Linked DNA regions of Homo sapiens: region 1 is linked to region 2. A link is an interaction called in ENCODE POLR2A ChIA-PET data of the cell type or tissue named here. Cell type or tissue: Caco-2. All regions are shown on one strand. Each heading gives the region's core, and the rest is flanking DNA. Links, peaks and the distances in the headings are about the cores only.

Region 1 (10,241 bases), core at 3,081-8,080, 370 kb before region 2:
TATGATTTTCTTTCATGAAACCATGTGGAGATTTACTATTATAATTATGCTTTATTTAAATGAAAACTACAATTAATTCAGTCTCCATATACACCGATTATTGGAAGGAAGAAATATATAAAAATTACAGGCTGTGTGTCAGAAGGAAGTGGTCCACAGATGTGTTTTTTTGCCTGTTTACAATCTGGAAAGTGAAGTCATCTACGTAAGGTTGCATTTCATAAAGGTTTAGAGATGAATGAGTTCTGTTAAACTACATCAGCCCAACTCATTTGATAAGTAACAATGAGGCCCACTAGAGTGACAAATGACCTGCTAGGGCTGTCTAATGACAGTATTATTTACAATCAAAAAAGAGAGCGAGAGAGCCTGAGCACAAAAGTCTAAATTTTTCACAACTGAAGAATGTTTGAATAAATTATGAGCCATCAACTTCATGCCATTCAACTGCCATTAAAAAGAAAAAGTAAGTAGATAGCAGCAGCCTTAACTGAGATCCCTTCTTCTAAGATAAGCCCTTCTCTATTTCCCATATCTGGGATGGAGGCCCCTTAGGGATTCTACCTTTGAGATTGAATATACCCTATTGTAATTATATACTTAATTGTATTTTCTCTGGGTGGTTCTAAGCTGTTTGAGGCTTGGGCAATCTTATTTATCATTTTATTCCCAGATCCTAGCCAAGTGCCTGGCCCATTATTATTGTTCATTAAATATTAATTTCAATGGAATAGAATGTCATTAATACCAACAAGAAAAATCAAGAAAAAATGTATTCACAGCTAAACACAAAGTCTCAGACTCTCTCCCTTTCTACAACTATGTCCTTCTATATTTAGCCCTGATCCTTTCTTATTGGGTTACTCAGCTTGTTACCCAAGAACCAGAGTGATGGCTTAGAGTGACAGGGTGCTGGGCTGTCACCAATCATACACAAAGTGGACAAGGCATTGAGACGTAGTCATTTTGACAGAGAAGTGACATTTTGATACAGCCTAAAAACAAATTGTTAAATTTTCAGCTTTTAAAAAGGACCAGTAAATGTGTGCAGCAGACACACTCACCTCAAACCTAAGCAAATCAAACCTCCTCAGGGACCCGTAGAGATGGATACAGCTGACAAGTTTAGTGGACAAGCCAGGGTGCAGGTCTCCTGACCTGGAGAGTAGTGCTTTCTGCCTGCCCCACATTCCATCTCAAAGGGCAGAGAGGAGAAGAGAAGCCACCAAGCATCAGCCCTGTGCTGCCTCAGGGTGCTCCCCTTGTTCTCAGACAGATCTGTTCTGCTCCCACCAACTTGGGTTTAGTTTTGCTTTAAAATTTATCTTGAGAAAAGAATGAAAACTTTTTCTTGTGGTAGGGCCAGTTGCTAAAGTCTAAGTGTCAGAATTTCATAATTGAGTTCAGATGAGGTCACTGTGGTTTGAGGGAGCTAGGGCGGGCTGTAATGAAGACAGGGTCAGCATTTTCCAGGGAGGTGGCCCAGCGGATGTTCTAGGAGGAACTTCTTAGGAGTGGGAGGGAATGGGGACACTGAGGGTGGGCCACGTCCAGAAGCCCAGGATGGCAGGTGGTTGGCATTCAGGGTATTTATCTTCAGATGTCACGTCCTCCACCACCTGCCTGGGGCTTCAATGCTCATATGGCAGCCTGCCTTTTCCTTCCCAGCACTTCCCTCGGGTTGTAATTATATATCCTATATGTGTAATTTTTTTTTTGGCCCTGTCTCCCATCAAGCAAAGATCATGCAGTTTTGTCTTATTGGCTTTTGTTGCTGCCACTCTGTCCACAGGCATAGCACAGTGTTTGGCACATAATAAGCATGCATACATATATCTTGAGTGGATAAATGATGGAATAAATGAATTAAGTCAAGTTTATTGTATGTATTTCTAGAGGGACTAGGTTAGGTTACATGGGGCTTCATTAATGGAGAAGAAGGCAAAAGCACAATTATCTAATAAAGATGGCTCGGGGCTAGGAAAGTAAAGCCGTAGATGCTGAGACTCAGAATCCAGGGCCAAAGTTATTTGTCTCTCCAGGCTGAGGTACTGCTAGGTCCTAGATTGGATTAGACCTGAGCGTAGGTGTCTTCAGGTATGCTGAACAGAACGGAGAGGTCTTGGGTCTATGCTATCTGGGAACAGTGCAAGGCTGATCCAATGTCTTTTGAACATATTTGGTTCAATTCATTCCTTTAAGCTCAGAAGGCTACTACAGGTCTCTTTTGGAGTTAGAGTGTACACGATAATTTTTCTCTCCCCTTTGCTTTCTAAACTCTTTGGCCCAGTCTGAATCATGTTATCTGAAGTCAAGGAAACACCAGTGATCATCCAAAAACATATTACCCCCACTCCATCCCTACATCTTCAAATAACGTACTGTTCTTTTGACCTACTTCTCTCCCTGTCTCTCTCTCTCATTCTCATTAAGTGGAGACCTGTAGGTCTGTGCACAGACCCTGAAACATATTCAGAATGAAATACTCAAGGTTGGCCAGGTGCAGTGGCTCGCGCCTGTAATCCCAATACTTTGGGAGGCTGTGGCGGGCAGATCACTTGAGTTCAGGAGTTTGAGGCTAGCCTGACCAACATGGTGAAACCTCGTCTCTACTAAAAATACAAAAATTAGCCTAGCGTGGTGGCACTCATCTATAATCCCAGCTACTTGGGTGGCTGAGGCATGAGAATCAATTGAGCCCGGGAGGTGGAGGTTGCAGTGAGCCAAGATTGCTCCATTGCCCTCCAGCCTGGATGACAGAGTGATACTCTGCCTCAAAAACAAAACAAATCAAAACAACCTCAACAACTGAAGGTCCTTCTTCCTTTGGCTGAATCCTTTTAAAAGAGTGGCTTCTGTTCCCACTGTAGAAAGTTGTGAAAAGAGGCCCAATGGGATTGTTCTGCAGGTCCTCCTGCAGAGTAGTGAATCACATACATTAGTTATAGGAACGCTTGTATTTGGTGATGGAGGGGCTCACACTAGTCTGGACCCTTCCTCTCGGCTGATGCTCAGCTATGGTGCTCAGTATCATTCATTCACAGGAGAGCCAGTTCCAATCGAGTTCTCTCTCCAATAAACCACACTGCTTAGGACTCACCCTTGTGCAATAAAATTGTGGCAGGGCTAAAAATAGAAACCACAAATCCTGCCTGCCAATCCTGCATTCTAACCTCTAATCTACTTGTAGCAAGGACAAATGTTTTCAGGAAAATAAAATGACACTGCATAGAACACAGTGACACAACTGTCCCTATTGTCAGAACTTCCACTCAAAAAACCTGGAGAAAAGAGGATGAATTCCATCTTCCACACCTTGGTCACCATATACCTAGTTTCAACCTTCCTCTAATTTCTAATACAATCTGAATTACAAAAGCAATGAAAAAAATAAAAAGAGAATACAAAGCAGGACGGGGAGAGAGACATAAATATCCCCCTTGTTACAACTTTCTTAATGATGGGAATTTGTCTTTTGTGTTTCAGTACAATGGAAATGGACTAACAGAAGTTCAGTATTAGATTAATAGGACTCTCACTTTGTCAAATGGAAAGCCGGTTAAGGGGGTGAATTCCTTAACCTGGATTTGAGGACAGAGGCATCCTGCTTAGTAAAAAGTACCCTCAGAAAACCTGAATGTGATCCCCAGCTTGCCACTCACATCTAGTTCAAAAGGGAACCAACTATTTCATCTCCTGCAGCCTTGGAGTTCTTATCTCTAAAATGACATGATGGCCGGGCATGGAGGCTCATGCCTGTAATCCTGGCACTTTGGGAGGCCGAGGCGGGTGGATCACCTGAGGTCAGAAGTTCAAGACTAGCCTGGCCAACATGGTGAAACCCCATCTCTACTAAAAATACAAAAATTGCAGGCATGGTGGCACATGCCTGTAATCCTAGGTACGCTGGAGGCTGAGGCAGGAGAATTGCTTGAACCTGGGAGGCGGAGGTTGCAGTGAGCTGAGATCACACCACTGCACTCCAGCCTGGGCGACAGAGCTAAACTCCTTCTCAAAATAAATAAATAAATAAATAAAATGGCTTGCAATTAACAGCCTTGTATGCACAGAACTGTTGTGAGGCTCAGTGAGACAGAATTCATGGGAAGTGCTGCATAAATGGTATGTCTATCTATAACTGAGGGATTATTATTGCTGGACACAAATTCATTTATTGTTCTCGATTGGATGTACACATAATTCAAATTCCCCAGAAAACAGCTCTGCCCTTCATTTCCAGCTGTGTGGTATGCAGCTTCTAAACATTTTTACTGAAACCTTGCCTCTTAACTGTTAGTCTTGAGGGTCTACACACAGCTCCCACGCTCAATTAACTGTTACTTCCCCAGGCAGCTGCAAGGCAGAAATTTCTGATTTGTGTTACAACCAGTCTAGCCCTCTGTGTCTTGGCTACGGACAGACATGCCTCCACAAAGACACAAACCAGAATGGAATCTAACAGGAACCTTGGTGAGAGATGTGCTCTGGGAGGAATGAGATATGAAGACAGGACTCAAGAAACGGTGGCTATAGACTTCTTATAGGAGGCTTTAACTTTCTCAGTTTTGAAATGCCATATTTGTTTTGCTGTGCGATGAATATAAGTGAATTAACAATGTGCTTACAGATTTCTTAGCTGGTAATGTGATAAAATTTAAAATATTCTTGTTTGGTATCATTTTGAAATTTTCTTGGCACTTATGAAACTAATGAGAAACACCCGCATGCTGTTGGAGAGAGTGAGTGCATTTTCAGGCCCAGCATTTGGGAGCTTCAGTCTTCCGTAATTCAATGCATGACAATAGATTTATTATTGAAGAAATGAAGAAAGAGGTCAGGCAAAAAAACCAGCAATTAATCATTTGAAGACACTGAGTCATCTACTATTTTATGTCAGAAATCTTGTAGCCATGTTTACATAATAATAAAACAGCTATAAGAGGGCAGATGTTTTAGGCCTAGACATTCGCTAGTCAGTAACATGTAAATGTGAGAGTCCTCGTGGTTACGGTTTCACACCTTTCCATGGCGGTTGCCAGTCAGTTTTTCCTTGCTGTTCATAAGCTACCAAGTAATACACATTTGTCTTCACTCTGGTCTGCAGTGAAAATAAAATGAGAAGAGAAAGAAGAAGATATGAAGTGGAACAATGTGGTTGGGAAATTCCCATATCTTTACCCTAAAAAAAAAAAGAAAAAATATTACTCTTTTAAGTAAGGCCCAAGAGAATATTAAATGCATATACTATGATTCAAAGAAAATAGTGTTACCATTTAGTCATCAAAGTGGACCTTTGGTCTTGGCAGCATGTGTGAAACTTAAGGGTGGCAGCATGTGCTCTGTTAGTGAGTACATTTGTAGCAAACCACAGGGGTCTGAGTTCTTATTGCCTAAGTGCCCATTTTCTTGGGTGTTTTGCTTTTGTCTCCAGAATATCCAGAGAATGAGTTTGTTAATAAAAAATAAAACTGGCCGGGCGCAATGGCTCACGCCTGTAATCCCAGCACTTTGGGAGGCCAAGGTGGGCAGATCACCTGAGGTCAGGAGTTTGAGACTAAAAATATAAAATTATCTGGGTGTAGTGGCGGGCACCTGTGGTCCCAGCTACTCGGGAGGCTGAGGCAGGAGAATCGCTTGAACCCGGGAGGCAGAGGTCGCGTTGAGCTGAGATCGCACCATTGCATTCCAACCTGGGCAACAAGAGCAAAACTCCGTTTCAAAAAAAATAATAATAATTTTTTTTTTAAAGAAGGGTAGCCAACAGATGAAGAAAAATAAGTAAATTCCTCCAAGATTCAAGACAAGATTTAAATACTTTCTAGCCATTTATTTTTCTAACCAGATTTAATTTGGAAGTATGAACAAAAAAAGTTATAGCATCACGCTCTGGTCAGCTTGTCTCAGATAATGGCTTGTGTGACCAGTGGAGGTCCTGGGGGAAGGGAAATTCAGAGGGCAATAAGGAACTTCTCTGTTATCTCAGAGTTTCACAATACACACAGGAAACATTTGTAGCTGGTCCTCTGTTAGCCTGAAAGATTAGCTAATCCCTTGTTTCACCATAAAATGCATTTTTAGCAATAGTTCCTGAACTGCAAGCAAAAACTCAGGTGGCCAGCTCATAGTCCTCCTAAATTACAGTTGAAAGATGCTTTGCATTGTAGATATTGGCTTGGGCAATAAGGAAACTGGTATAGTTCCTGGGGATGTGCTGGGCTGACATGAACCTCTCTATGCCCCACCACCAATGGAGCAAGCCGATTTCCATGTCCAGCATGCCGTATACATTCTACAACAGTGTTCTTAGGGTAGTATTGGATTCCTGAAGCCCAGAGATGGATTAACTGTCCAGGTGCCCCAGATGAATTCTAACTCAAATTAACACATCCTGTCTATACAACCTTTCAACTCTATATAGCAAAACTGTGACCTCCTGTTCAAACAGGAAAGATAAGCAGCCACATTTTATCATGGTGGTTCCTGAATATGTTTGCTACTAGCCTGATTTACTCACTTATAGTTTGCCCACTAGATCTTTTTCTCTAGACATAGTCATTTCTCTTTTTTCTTTCTTCTCTTTCTTTCTCTTTCTTTCTTTCTTTCTTTCTTTCTTTCTTTTTCTTTCTCTTTCTTTCTTTCTTTTCTTTCCTTTCTTCCTCTCTCCCTTCCTTCCTTCCTTCCTTCCTTCCTTCCTTCCTTCCTTCCTTCCTTCCTTCCTCCCTTCCTTTCCTTCCTTCCTTCTCTCTCTCTCTCTTTCTTTCTTTGTTACGGAGTTTTCCTCTTGTTGCCCAGGCTGGAGTGCAATGGAGTGATCTCGACTCACTGCAACCTCCACTTTCTGGGTTCAAGCGATTCTCCTGCCTCAGCCTCCCAAGTAGCTAGGATTACAGACATGCGCCACCATGCCTGACTAATTTTGTATTTTTAGTAGAGACGGGGTTTCTCCATGTTGGTCAGGCTGGTCCTGAACTCCCGACCTCAGGTGATCCACCTGCCTCGGCCTCCCAAAGTGCTGGGATTACAGGCGTGAGCCACTGCTCCTGGCTCATAGTCTTATTTTATTTTATTTTATTTTATTTTATTTTATTTTATTTTATTTTATTTTATTTTATTTTTTTGGGACAGAGTCTCGCTCTGTTGCCCAGGCTGGAGTGCAGTGGTGCGATCTCAGTTCACGGCAACCTCTGCCTCCTGTGTTCAAGCGATTCTCCTGCCTCAGCCTCCTGAACAGCTGGGACTACAGGCACATGCCACCATGCCCAGCTAATTTTTTGTATTTTTAGTAGAGACAGGGTTTCACTGTGTTAGCCAGGATGGTGTCGATCTCCTGATCTCGTGATCTGCCCTCCTCAGCCTCTCAAAGTGCTGGGATTACAGGCGTGAGCCCCTGCGCCCGGCCTATTTATTTCTAAAAGACCTGGGGGAACTTTTAAAAACTATATTTTAATTTGTATAAAGAATGTATCACAGATTTATTGTGCTGGAAGAGATTTATTGTGCTGGAAGAGGTTTTAGAGATTATCTAGCCCAATGGCCCAATGTCTTTATTTTAGGTATAAGGACATGAGAGGCCCAGAGAGGTTAAGTACCTTGCTCAAGGTCACTCAGCTAGTTAGCTGTAGTAGATCTACCATATGAGCACATGGTTAATTCCTAAAGTATTCCCACAGGTCCTCTGTATTCACAGCTCCTCATTAAGCAAAGACCTTAACTCAGAGAGCTGTTTTGTGACACATGTTACACCCAGCACTTTTCACCTTTAAGATACTGGGACAGGACCACCAAGAATACCAATGGGCTGAGATCAGCTTGGAGGGTCAGCTGCTCACAGGGTTTCCTGTGCACTAAGGCGGCATGACAGCTGGGGAGTATCTATCCTGTTTGTCTTTCTGAATAACCCTCATAACTGAGATGGCATTTGGCATAGATTCCAAATTACAAATACGATCAAATTCATGTGTGCTACCCCACAGTGCATGATGAGATTATTTATTTATTTTGTGTTAATTAATTAACTAATTTTTATTTTTTGCTTTCATTATTATTTTTAACTGACACATATTTATGGGGTACCGTGTGATATTTGGATACATGGATACAATGTATAATAATCAAATCAGGGTAATTAGCATAACCATTACCTCAAACATTTATCATTTCTTTGTGTTGGGAACATTAAAAATCTGATCTTCTAGCTATTTGAAAATATGCAATTTTTTTTTTTTTTTTTTTTTGAGAAGGAGTCTCACTCTGTTGCCCAGGCTGAAGTGCAATGGCACAATTTCGGCTCACTACAACCTCCGCTTCCCAGGTTCAAGCGATTTTCCTGCCTCAGCCTCCTAAGTAGCTGAAACTACAGGCACGTGCCATCATGCCCGGCTAATTTTTATATTTTTAGTAGAGACGGGGTTTTGCCATGCTGGACAGGCTGGTCTCAAACTCCTGACCTCGTGATCCACCCGCCTTGGCCTCCCGAAGTGTTGGGATTACAGGCATGAGCCACTATGCCTGGCCTGAAAATATGCCATGAGTTGTTGTTAGCTATAGTCACTCTCTAGTGCTGTATGAACACTAGAACTTATTCCTCCTATCTAACTATACTTTTGCATTCCTTAACCAACCTTCGGCTACCCCTCCCCCACCCTGTCCCACCTCTAGTAACCACTGTGAGATTATTTATTTTTATCCATCTTGTACCTCAATGGTTTTTGAGGTTCTCTCTTTCTATACAAAATACAAAAATATAAAATAACATTAGAAACAATTAGGGTGAGGGCAAAATTGTTTTGTTTTTGATAGAAAAATAATACAGATAGGTAAAACTGATACACAGAAATAAATATTATAAAGCTTTTGTTCTGTGTTTGGAGAAGAATGTAAAATTTGGCTCAGAGTTTCTTAGTGGCCTCAGCAAAGGGAAAAATGTGATCTATTATAAGATTCAGAATGTTTGTGAGATTTAAAAAAACGCAATTCAAGAGAAACATAGTTTTTACTCATACTAAAACCCGAGAGGTTTCTTCCTTGATAAAATCCTTTTAGTAGAGATCACAGTGAATTTCATATGGCTGTGTCTCATATTCCTCAGTGCAAGTCAAAGGCACAAACAACGAATGCAAATCAGAAAAGGCGTTCCCAGGATATTGAGCGTGGGAGCAAAACAATGGGCCCACATACACACTGGACTATTTGGAAATAAGTGAATTGTACATACTCCAAGAAATCTTCTGTAGATGCTATTCCTTAAAACCATTTGAAAAAATAATTGCTGGGCAGCAGAGAAATAAGGAATTAAATAAAGGGTTCAATGAAGATATTGCTTTCTGAGACAAAGGCTGCAAATTCTCCCCGGTGTCCATGTTCTCTGCTGCTTTTGAGGCCACAGCTAGATTGCATTTCCCAGTAGTTGGGTGTGATCATGTAACTGAAACTGGGCCAGTGGAATATGAACAGGCCTTGCCTTTAAAACCCCCATGTGCCTTTCTCACTCTCTTTTCCTGTCCAACCTCTGAACTCAGAGGACTCCATGGATCTAGAGGAAGGCAGAGCTATAAGACGGAAGGACCCTGGGTTACTGAATGACTGTGAAGAGCAGAGTTGCTGATCTACACAGGAGTGTGATATGAGTGAGAAATAAACTTTTTTGTTTGTTTGTTTTGAGATGGAGCCTCACTCTGTTGCCCAGGCTGGAGTGCAGTGGCGCAATCTCACCTCACCACAACCTTTGCCTCCGGGTTCAAGTGATTCTCCTGCCTCAGCCTCCTGAGTAGCTGGGACTACAGGTGCGTGCCACCATGCCTGGCTAATTTTTGTATTTTTAGTAGAGATGGGGTTTCACTATCTTGGCCAGGCTGGTCTCGAGCTCCTGACCCCGTGATCCACCCGCTTCGACCTCCCAAAATGCTGGGATTACAGGTGTGAGCCACCGTGCCCCGCCGAAAAATAAGCTTGTATTGTATTCATTGGGGTTTGGAGATTTGTTTCAGCAGCTAGTATTATACTAAATAATAGAATTAAACTTTCAAACTGCAAGTCCCATCAATGAAGCAGATGGTTACATAATCTAATCACCTTTCCTTACACTGAGAAAACAACAACCCAAATCACTACTTTTTCAAGGCCATATCCTTTGACTTCCACTAGTCTCTAGGAGACTGTTTAGTAAGCAGATTGGACCACCTGGGCATTACCTTTAAATCTGCTATCCATGTGCCCTGGGCAAGTTACCTCACCTCTCTAAG
Region 2 (10,241 bases), core at 1,711-6,710:
GACAGTCTCCTGGCAGACCCACCCCACCAGGCAGCCAGGCTTGGCAAAATATACCAGTAGCAAACAACGCAGCTGGGACTCCTGCTATGATAAGATTCATTGGCAGCCTATCATGTGCCAGGAACTTACAGGACATCATTTATTTGATTCCTCATAATAAATCTATGAGAGAGGAGTTGTAATATCCATTCTACAAAGAACTGAAATGAGGTTCTGAAAAGCTAAATAGCTTGCTCAATCTCCCTGAGATATACTGGTGGACAGAGGATTGGAACCCAGATCTATATAACAAAGCTCACCCACATTTCTGCTACTAGACTACACTGCCAATTGGGCTTCATCGTTAGTTTTGGAAACTCAAGGCTTGGCCTCTCTTATTTAGGATTTTGTGCTTGGAGGGATTGTGGGTAGCAAGGGCTGGAGGGAGAGTGAGGTTCCTCAACATTAAACAAGATCCAGGAGGCCGGGTCTTGACAGGAATCCCCACCTTAGTTCTAATTATAACAAATATTCCTGAAAATACTTAGACTAAAAATTTTAGAGCTTTAAACCTGAAAAGCGACGAGAAGAAATAATTTCAAATTGGAACCAGACATGAGTCTCTTGCTTAGGTATCTGTTTTTTCCCATCTGAAATATTCATAATTTCGTGAGGCTGACCTAGATTTATGCAGACAAAAATCACAATGAGCCTACAACTCAAAGAGTTCGTCTTACTTTGAGTATGAGATATAAAAGTGCGGTAAAAAATCAACAGATGAGAGAGCAACTGGAGAAGATTTGAATAAAATCACTCCTTTTCCATGTGGGTCAACACAGTACCAAATAAGAACTGGGCCTTTGATAGAAAATGTAAGGGACACCCTCATAGTGACTTCTTTCCTAGCAGTCTGCCTCTGTTTGCGGTGTTGTCTGGGGTCATTGTTGAAAGTTATTGACATATTTCTGCCTCTTTGTGAGTTATCTGTGAAGCTACGCCACAGTACTCTGTTGTTGGCTATTCTGCATGCTCCCAGTGCTCAGGTGAATTCCTTGGAAGATACTGAGCAAAAACCTAGAGCTTATATGACCATAATATCTAGACCATTAGCATGAACTGGTAAAAACCAAAGTAGAGGAAAAAGATTGAACCAACAACTCAGTAGAAATTGGTAGGTTTATATGAGCTTTGTTTTGTGGCTCGAACATTTTAGATACCCAAAGTCCAAGCATTACTCAGTTGGGACTGGAAATCAGATGAAGTCATCTAACATTTTTCAAGAGATGGAAGCCAAATAATTTGGCTTAGACTTAAGTAGAATACTTGAGAGCCCCACTCCAAGCAGTAGCCTATTTATATGGATTATTTTAATCATTTCTGGGTTAACTAGTAAGGATTATAGTCATCTTTATAAAACAATAACAGCAACAATAGCAGCAGCAACAACAAAAATAGCAAGGACAACATCTACGGAAGCCATTAAAGATGTTGAAGAGGAATAAAAAAGAAATGAGCTCGCTTTAACCATATTATGAAGAAAAGAGAGAATTGCAGATTTCCATGTTTGGCTCAATACATTTTTAAATAGAAATTTAGTTATGAATGATATTGAAGGCCTGTATTTGAGAGTCTAAATACATTCTTATGAAACCAGAGTACATTTTCACATGCAGTGAACTAGCAAACTGTAAGAATGAGTATACGGGAAGAACACATCCTTATATTAAATAGAGAGGAGTTTTTATAAAGATCTTGATTGTACATGTATCTGGGAGACATCTTTAATGTAAACTTCTCCATCAAGCCTAATCCATCGCATCTAATCTATCAGCAAGCCCTGTTGTTTCTATCCTCAAGTCCACTGCCCTGTCTCTGTTTCCACTACAACCACTGAGTCTAGTTACTATCATCTTTGTGTTATATAGTAGCCTCCTAACATGTGGTCTGGCTTCCATGCCGCGTGTCTTCAGTCAGTTCTCCAAAGGGCAGCATGAGAGATTGTTCCGAAACACAGATTGGATTAAACTCCTATCCCCTATCACAGCCCAGCCTACCTGATCTCATCTATGGCTCCTCCCTCCTTTCCTAACAATCCTCCAGCCTTCTTCACTCTTCAGGACTTTAAGCTCTATTTCCTCTACCATCATTTGTCCCACAAAACACATTATATCCTTGCTCTCTTTCTTTTTTTTTTTGAGACGGAGTCTCTCTCTGTCGCCCAGGCTGGAGTGCAGTGGCAGGATCTCGGCTCACTGCAAGCTCCGCCTCCCGGGTTCACGCCATTCTCCTGCCTCAGCCTCCCGAGTAGCTGGGACTACAGGCGCCCACCACTGCGCCTGGCTAATTTTTTGTATTTTTAGTAGAGACGGGTTTCACCGTGTTAGCCAGGATGGTCTCGATCTCCTGACTTCGTGATCCGCCCGCCTCGGCCTCCCAAAGTGCTGGGATTACAGGCGTGAGCCACCGCGCCCGGCCATCCTTGCTCTCTTTCTATGTGATGGATGAGCTCCTTCTTGACTGTCAGATCTTAGTTTGGATGCCACTTCCTTGGAGAAGCCTTCCCTGATTATCCAGTGTGAAATAGGTCTCCAGCTCTTCTCCACCACATGTCACGTTTATTTCCTTGGTAACACTCAGCACACGTTGTGCTTGTTAAATGAACTTGCTTAGTCACTTGCTTGTGCGTCTCTCCATGTATACTCTAGCTCCTGGACAATGGGAGTATGCTGCCTTGATAAGTATTACGGACTCAGTGCCTGGCACATGGTTGATGCTCAATAATCACTTGTTGAATGAAGAATTAATTTACAACGCAGATAAATGAGGAAGCAGTTAATTTTTAAAAATAAATGAGTCTCCGGAGGTTTTCTTTAAATGATGACCATGCTTTGGGTCATTTAACACAATTAATTCACATAAATATAATTCGTATAAAAATTTTTATCTGTAATATCAGGTGAAGTACCTCTGAAATTATTTTGTGCTGAGTTGACTTTTCTTTTCTTTTTTTTTTTGAGATGGAGCTTCACTCTGTCACCCAGGCTGGAGTGCAGTGGCGCAATCTCAGCTCACTGCAGCCTCCGCCTCCGGGGTTCAAGAGATTCTCTTGCTTCAGCCTCCCAAGTAGCTGGGATTACAAGTGTCCACTACCATGCCTGGCTAATTTTTGTATTTTTAGCAGAGACGGGGTTTTGCCATGTTGGCCAGGCTGGTCTTGAACTCCTGACCTCAGGTGATCTGCCCACCTCGGCCTCCCAAAGTGCTGGGATTATAGGTGTGAGCCACTGTGCCCAGCTGAGTTGACTTTTGTTAGTTTGAGTTGCTAAGAAATACTTAGTATATACATTCTTACTACATTTTTCCTGATTTGAAAAGGAAAAAAAAGTCTGTTTTCTCTCTCCCTAGCAAACTATACATTCCAAGCTCCCTAGAACATATTTTACACATAGAAATACCTTTTTACTGTTATAGACATGTTTATGAAAGTTTCTCGAGCACTGAAATTTTCTAAATAAAATTCTATTTCTTATGATTTGTTACTTTATAGATCCTTTATCTTAATTTCTAATGATTTTTAATAGGTGGAATTTCTAATTACTATCCTTTTCTTAATGTAATATAAAAACTTTATATATATATACTTAAATGCAGTAGAGAAAATACTACTTAAAACAACTCAAAATTATTTTGCAAATAAAAAGTTACTAGGCAATGAGAACAATATTCACCTACTGCACCTGTCAGTGTTTGTTGTATTTGAATTTCCTTGTACCATCTTGAAATTTCTGAGGGCAGATCATACTTAATACCTCTTTCTTTATAAGATTTTACAGCACAAATCAAAAATGCAGGTTGAAATGAAATAATGAAAAAAATGATTTTGCTAGTTGTACTCTCTATTACTTGGACTTAAAAAAAAAAAGCAGCTCCTGTATATGTTTAAATCCCCCACTTGGGGATTTGTTTGAAGTCAATTCCCAATAGAATCTTCAGATACACTAGCTTCTGCTGTGGGTTTTGAACTGGCACAGCTTCTGTGTGCATTACTTATGCCTTCCTTGGGGTCTGAACAGAAAGCCTTGTGGATTTAGAATGGATTAATGCTGGCATTTGGGGGATTACAGATGAAACATGAAGAAACTTTATTTCAAATAAGCAGAATGCATGTATTTCATTTGTCTTCTTTTCTGTGGTTCATGAAGGTGAAATGAAAAAATATTTTGCTACTTCTGTTGAAATTAAATGATTGAAATTATGTAATCATGATTTTAAGGGTTTAGTTTTACACATTTGCATTATAAATTTCCCATAATCAACTAAGTTAATTTTAATTCATTTGGCTAAAGTGTTTTAATATGTATCTTGCCCAAATCTTTTATTCACTGAAAGGCAGACAGGGTATCAGCTAATTTTGTTTCTTCATAGGTTTGGCTGAGCTATTCAAATGAGCTGAAGGCCTACTTATTTTATTAGCCTAAGTATTCACATCTGATTAATATTTGGACAGTGTTTAGCTAGTAGTGGGAAAAGGAGTTTTAAAAATTAGCCCTGTCATATTTTAGGAAGCAGTTTAAAATGTGAAGTAGAATAACCTCTAAACTGTCTTCATAAAGCAACTAGAAAATTAGCTGAGTTTAAAATATGTCACAAGATAATTAAGAAAGAACAGTTGAAATACATGCAGGAGATGTGGCTTTGTGGAAAAATACATAGCCACTGAAGTCAGAAGCTACAGATTCAGATTCTGACCCCACCATAATTTCTAGCTGTTCAAAGTTGGGCAAGTTATATAACTTCTGTGAGTTCCAGTTTTCTTAATTATAAAGTGAGGGTAATCATACTGACCTCAAAGGCATATTACAATTAAATGAGATACATATGTGAAAGTGCCTAGCAAAGAGAATTGCAAGCTATAAAGAAAGGCATGAAATGGAAAGTATTATAAAAGGATGAAGAAATGACGGGAGAGAGAACATTTACTTCAGAGGGCAGAGCTCTAATGGTCAATTTCGTCCCTTTCCTCCCTCACTTCACACTACCCCAGAATGATTTAAACACCAGGCTTCTCCCAACTCTCTTTTTTTTTTCTCCTGGGCCCTTTTCACTTGCAGTGGCATGTTTTTCTCCTGTCATTAGCTGTCTGCATTTTCTAAGATAACATCAGAGGGCCTTGCCACTTCTCTAGTTCTCAGGCTTGTTCTTATTGAAATCTGCAGAATAAGGCCCTGGAGCAGCGAGGGGAACTAGAACTCCTCGTGGGCTTCAGGTAGACATGTCCACTTCAGGGGACATGTCCACTTCCCAGACAGAGGCCTGTTTTCTTATTTTCTTTGTCCTCCTGTTTTTTACTTTATTTTTTTTTTTAATGCAGGCCAGAACAATATGACCTACTTAACTCTTCACAAGCTGATAACTTTGTAGTAAGTAGGTAATTGAGAGGGTTTAGACCAGTACTGTCCTGCAGAAATACAATGCGAGCAACAAATGTGAACCACATGTGAACACCACTAGAAAATTTAAAATTTTCTGATAACCACATGAAATTAAAAAGAGATAGGTGAAATTAATTTTAGTAATATATTGTTTTTAACCCGATATATCTAAAATATTTACCCTTTCATTACATAATCAATATTAAAATTGTCTCATTATTAAAAATTATCAATGAGAGATTTTACTTTTTTTTTTTTTGCACATCTCAATTTGAACGAGCCACATTTCAAATGCTTGTTAGTGACGACTGTATTCTACAGTGCTGGTTTAGACAGATTTTCCCTCTTGCACTCTCTCTCAGTGCTGTAGAAGAATTTTTGGAATAAGCTAAATCATCGAGACTGAATTCTTCATATCAGGAAAGTGAGACCTAGAGAGACCAAGTAAATTGTCCCACATGTTAGTGCCACAGCCAGAACTCCAACTCAGTTCTCCCGACTCTCAATACGTGGTGATTTTCCAGTTAAACATCTGAGTTATCTGGGTTTTTTTTTTTTTTTTTTTTTTTTTTTTTTGAGATGAAGTCTCGCTCTTGTTCCGCAGGCTGGAGGACTGCAATGGTGCAATGGTGCAATCTCGGCTCACTGCAACCTCCACCTCCTGGGCTCAAGCAATTCTCTTGCCTCAGCCTCCTGAGTAGCTGGGATTACAGGCATGCGCCACCACGCCCAGCTAATTTTGTTACTTTTAGCAGAGACGAAGTTTCACCATGTTGACCAGGCTGGCCTCGAACTCCTGACCTCAGGTGATCCACCCGCCTCGACCTCCCAAAGTGCTGGGATTACAGGCGTGAGCCACCGTGCCCGGCTGCTTAATCTGTTTTATAGAAACACACTGGAGCTCAGATAAGTGAAGTCATAGTGCATTGGGAGGAACTGAGAAATTTCCCAAGGAGTAAGATGACAAATTTCTGACAGGATTATTTCAGTGTGGCCTCATTCATACCATAAGAAGCCATTCCTCTGAATTGTATGCAAAAAGAAACTAGAAGGCCTAGTTTGTTATTAAAAGACTTCGTAAAAATCCTTTAATGTTTCATCCTCATTTTTATTTTATTTATTTTATTTTATTGAGACAGGGCGTGGCTCTGTCACCCAAGCTGGAGTTCAGTGGGACAATCTCGGCTCACTGCAACCTCCACCTCCCGGGCTCAAGTGATTCTCCAACCTCAGCCTCCCAAGTAGCTGGGACTACAGGTGCGTGCCACCACGCCTGGCTAATTTTTGTATTTTTTGTAGGTATGGGGTTTTGCCATGTTGCCCAGGCTGGTCTTGAACTCCTGAGCTCAAGCAATCTGCCCACCTCAGCCTCCCTATGTGCTGGGATTACAGGCATCAGCCACTGCACCTGGCCCTCATATTGATTGTAATGACTCTTTTAGTGCACAGCACTATGCTTGGCTTATAGAATTTCTCAGTAAACATTTGTTGAATCAATTTAAGAACTCAGCAGAATAGAAAATTAAAACTAGAAGAAATACTGAAAACCATTTAGTAAAGGTAATGATGGTAAAGTAGCCAATAATTCAACAGATTTTACTACTTTCCCCCTTCCCTTTAATGATTCAGAGGAGAGAAGTAACTTGCCCAAGGTCACATTGCTGCTAATTTTGAAGAATCCAGCTCTCTCTCAACTGCTAGTGATTTTTTTAAAACCATGATTTCAACTACTCTGATTAAATGGAATTAAATCTATGGCTAAGCCATATCTTGTGAATGGAGGATGTTTGGAACCTCAAGATATGACATCTAATTTGGAAATTTGGAAAGCTTTTACTGAGACAGAAAGAATGGTCTATTTCTTGAAAGTGCTGTTAAAAAGCGACAGAAATGCAATTATTTTGGATTTGTTTTAGTGCTTCAGTATTTTTAGAATTTCCCCATAAACACCTCCCTTGAGGAGCATACAGCACTTGGCATGCTAAAGTAACTCAGGATGCTTTCAGCAAATGCAGTTGACAGCTTGACCAGACATCTGGATTTGTGTATGTCTGAGAGAGTCCAGATACTTCTCCAAGATATTTTTGCTTTTCAGTCTTCAGTTGAACTAATACTTCCCCTCTTTCTTGAGCCTGAACACCTTCCTAGGGCTGAACCTAGACAACTGTGAAGATGGGGTTCCTTCTGTCCAAACACACTGCTAAAACTAGACTGCTAACTGTTCAGCACGGACCCTGTGTTCCAGATGTATGAGGGTATGTTTGAAGAAGGTCTGCAGCAGCAAGGGCTCTGGAGTGGCATATAGGCTGAAAAATCTGATGAAATCAGGATGCCAGATTACTTGGTCTAGTGCAGTGATATTGTTCTGAGAAGTGAGGTGGAAGAAAATATCCCCAGGATAAAAAAGAACAGGATGAAAAATACTGGTTTAAAAAAAAGATATGGATTTTTCCTTCCCAGACAGATTGTTAAATAGGCTTTTCTTGTTCAGTGGGGTCTGGTAATGAAAGTTGACAGGATATTAAGGTTATTTCAGGTTCTACTGTCTCCCAGGGTCACATAAGCCTTCTGTTATGCATGTTAATCCATCTCAGCATTCCTGCCAGGAGCTGCCTAAAGTAGGGCAATCAGTTTAGTATGCACCTTCCCCTTTACAGTTTAGTTGAGAGGCAAAACCTACCAATTAGCAGACTATGCATTGAAAATCAAGTGATGCTTTTCTATTCTAAAGACATAGCACCAAACTTTGTGATTAATAAGTGATGAACCTAACTGTCGTTCCCTCAAAAATGCAAAGCAAAAAGAAGAAAGCAATACCTCCCTCCTCTCTCCATCTCTTTTTTGGCATAGGCATGCCTGTGCCTGCACACATATACATTTATGTATATATAAAAACTATAAGGTGAATTTAGCATCATAGACTGGAAATACTGGTTGGCTCCTGCAAAGCCCAGCTCATATTCTGACTTTCTCCGTTTAGACATACAGCTTCCTCATTTACAAACCTCCCACCAACTACCCCATTAGTTATAAAAAGGGAACAATATCACCAAGAAAACCCCGGAGATGTAATCAAATCTCGGTGAAGAGGAAATGTGGAAGTTTGATTCTAGCACTAATCCATTAATAACTGGGGTGTGTCCCCACCAACAAACACTATTCTAGATGATTCCCTGATGGATATTATAAATTTCTTGTGGTTATAAGATAACCAGAACAAACTATTCTAGTTGTTGTTATTTCAACTTTCATCTGCTTATTTTCTGCACAACTGATGACAGTAGTGGCAAGAAGTGAAGACTTTGGAATTAAACTGATTGGATTAGAAACCCAGCTTTGTCATTTACTACATGTGTGATGAAAGCAAGTTGTTTAAGCTCTCCAAACTTCAGTTTCGTCATGAGTAAAATGGCAATAATTGTACCTATATCTCAGGATTCTTATAAAGATTAAGTGAGATAGTACACAGTGCTTGGCTCCACAATTGGTAATTCACTGGTAGTCACTGTGCTAAAAATGAAGATAAACAAAAATTCAAGGTTTGTTCTACTGAACTGTTGTTACCTTTTGTCTGCCTCTTGAAGCTTAGTGACTTTGTATTAGAGCAAGGATGTTATATGCCCAAACCTAAGTGGTCAGTACCGAAGGAAAAAATATCTCTTTCTACCCGCATTTATCTATGAGCAAAGCTATAAAAGTGGGCTCCATTCTCTTCTCTTTTGATAAAAGCAAAATGTATTCACTCTAAGTGGCTATTAGAGGGCCAATCTCTGTACAGCCTATTCTATATAATAGGTACTCAAAACTCATTCACTCTGACATGGCTTAATATTTTCTGTGCCGTGACTGGTGGTGGTGTAGGCTCCTGATAAAACATTATATCAACTCTCAAACCTCTGAATTTTTGAAGCAGATGTTTTCCTAACATCCTGTAAATACTCCAATCATCTGAAACTGCTGGGATTTCACCTTTGTACCATTTTTAGTAATATGCCCATTGAGTAATGGGCCTGTCTAATCTGTTTGACGTTTATTGGTGCTCAAAGTGTAGCAAGGTTGGGAGATGTAGCAAAGCACATTCTAAATAAATCAACGGAAGCAAGCAAACTAAATCACAGGGGGGAATTACAGTGTCCAAATCATTTATACACTGGTGATTACCATTTCACCTGGGTCCAACTGATGTCACACTAGAGTTTCCAAAGCTCTAGGAATCATTCATCAATCCAGCGAAACCTGCTCATCCATGGTTCCACATTGAAACTGGCCAACATGGTAAGAATTACAATAGTCCAGGACAGGAAGGTTAATTAGTCACAAGAAAGAACATGTGGAGAAGAAAATGTACTGAGTGGGAGAGGTTCTAGTATCATTCCTGGTATTAGTTAGCAATGCGATCTTAGGGTAGTTGCTTTCTATGTCTGCCTCAGCTGCTTAACAAGAAAATGTGTGTATATCTATGTGTGTGTTGTTTGTGTGTGTGTGAGAGAGGGAGATACGATTGTGATTTTATAGTTTTGAAGAGATCAGAACCTCTATTTCAAATGATATTTAACTCAAAATTCAATATGTAAAATTGATTAAAGCAGAATTGATATGTTTGGAGAAGGGGACCCAGAGCAGACTGGACTTTCACTCAAATATTGTGGGAGTTCTAAATAGTCTTTTATAAACACTCAGAGTTCTCTGTACTCTGTGTGAAAACCTTTGGATTAGATGTTCTGTAAGGTCTCACCGACTCAAGTTTCATTTGAGTCTAGGAGAAGTTCCCCTCAAGATAAAACATTGAACTTATGCAAATAATTTATTTTTAATTTATTAATTAATTAG

What was found. ChIA-PET counts read pairs that join two places held together with the same protein. Peaks named below come from ENCODE experiments on the same cell type or tissue, not always from the same donor. Only the 100,000 strongest peaks of a DNase experiment are listed, where the experiment ranks them.
Region 1: POLR2A ChIA-PET joins it to region 2 with 6 read pairs; 2 of 35 experiments call an interaction of 5 or more read pairs at or near these places.

The regions. Positions count from the first base shown.
Region 1 is chr3:177,332,835-177,343,075 of GRCh38, forward strand. No RefSeq gene overlaps it. Among named protein-coding and RNA genes, the nearest start is that of LINC00501, 44 kb to the left of the region's middle. RefSeq lists enhancers at 1,195-1,294, 5,847-6,141, 5,999-6,098 and a silencer at 4,267-4,561. In Caco-2, for the core only: no CTCF peak of the experiment used is centred there; DNase peaks (open chromatin) are centred at 5,947 and 6,197.
Region 2 is chr3:177,706,700-177,716,940 of GRCh38, forward strand. The region is part of intron 3 of LINC00578 (long intergenic non-protein coding RNA 578); the gene reads left to right. Among named protein-coding and RNA genes, the nearest start is that of LINC02015, 110 kb to the right of the region's middle. In Caco-2, for the core only: no CTCF peak of the experiment used is centred there; no DNase peak of the experiment used is centred there.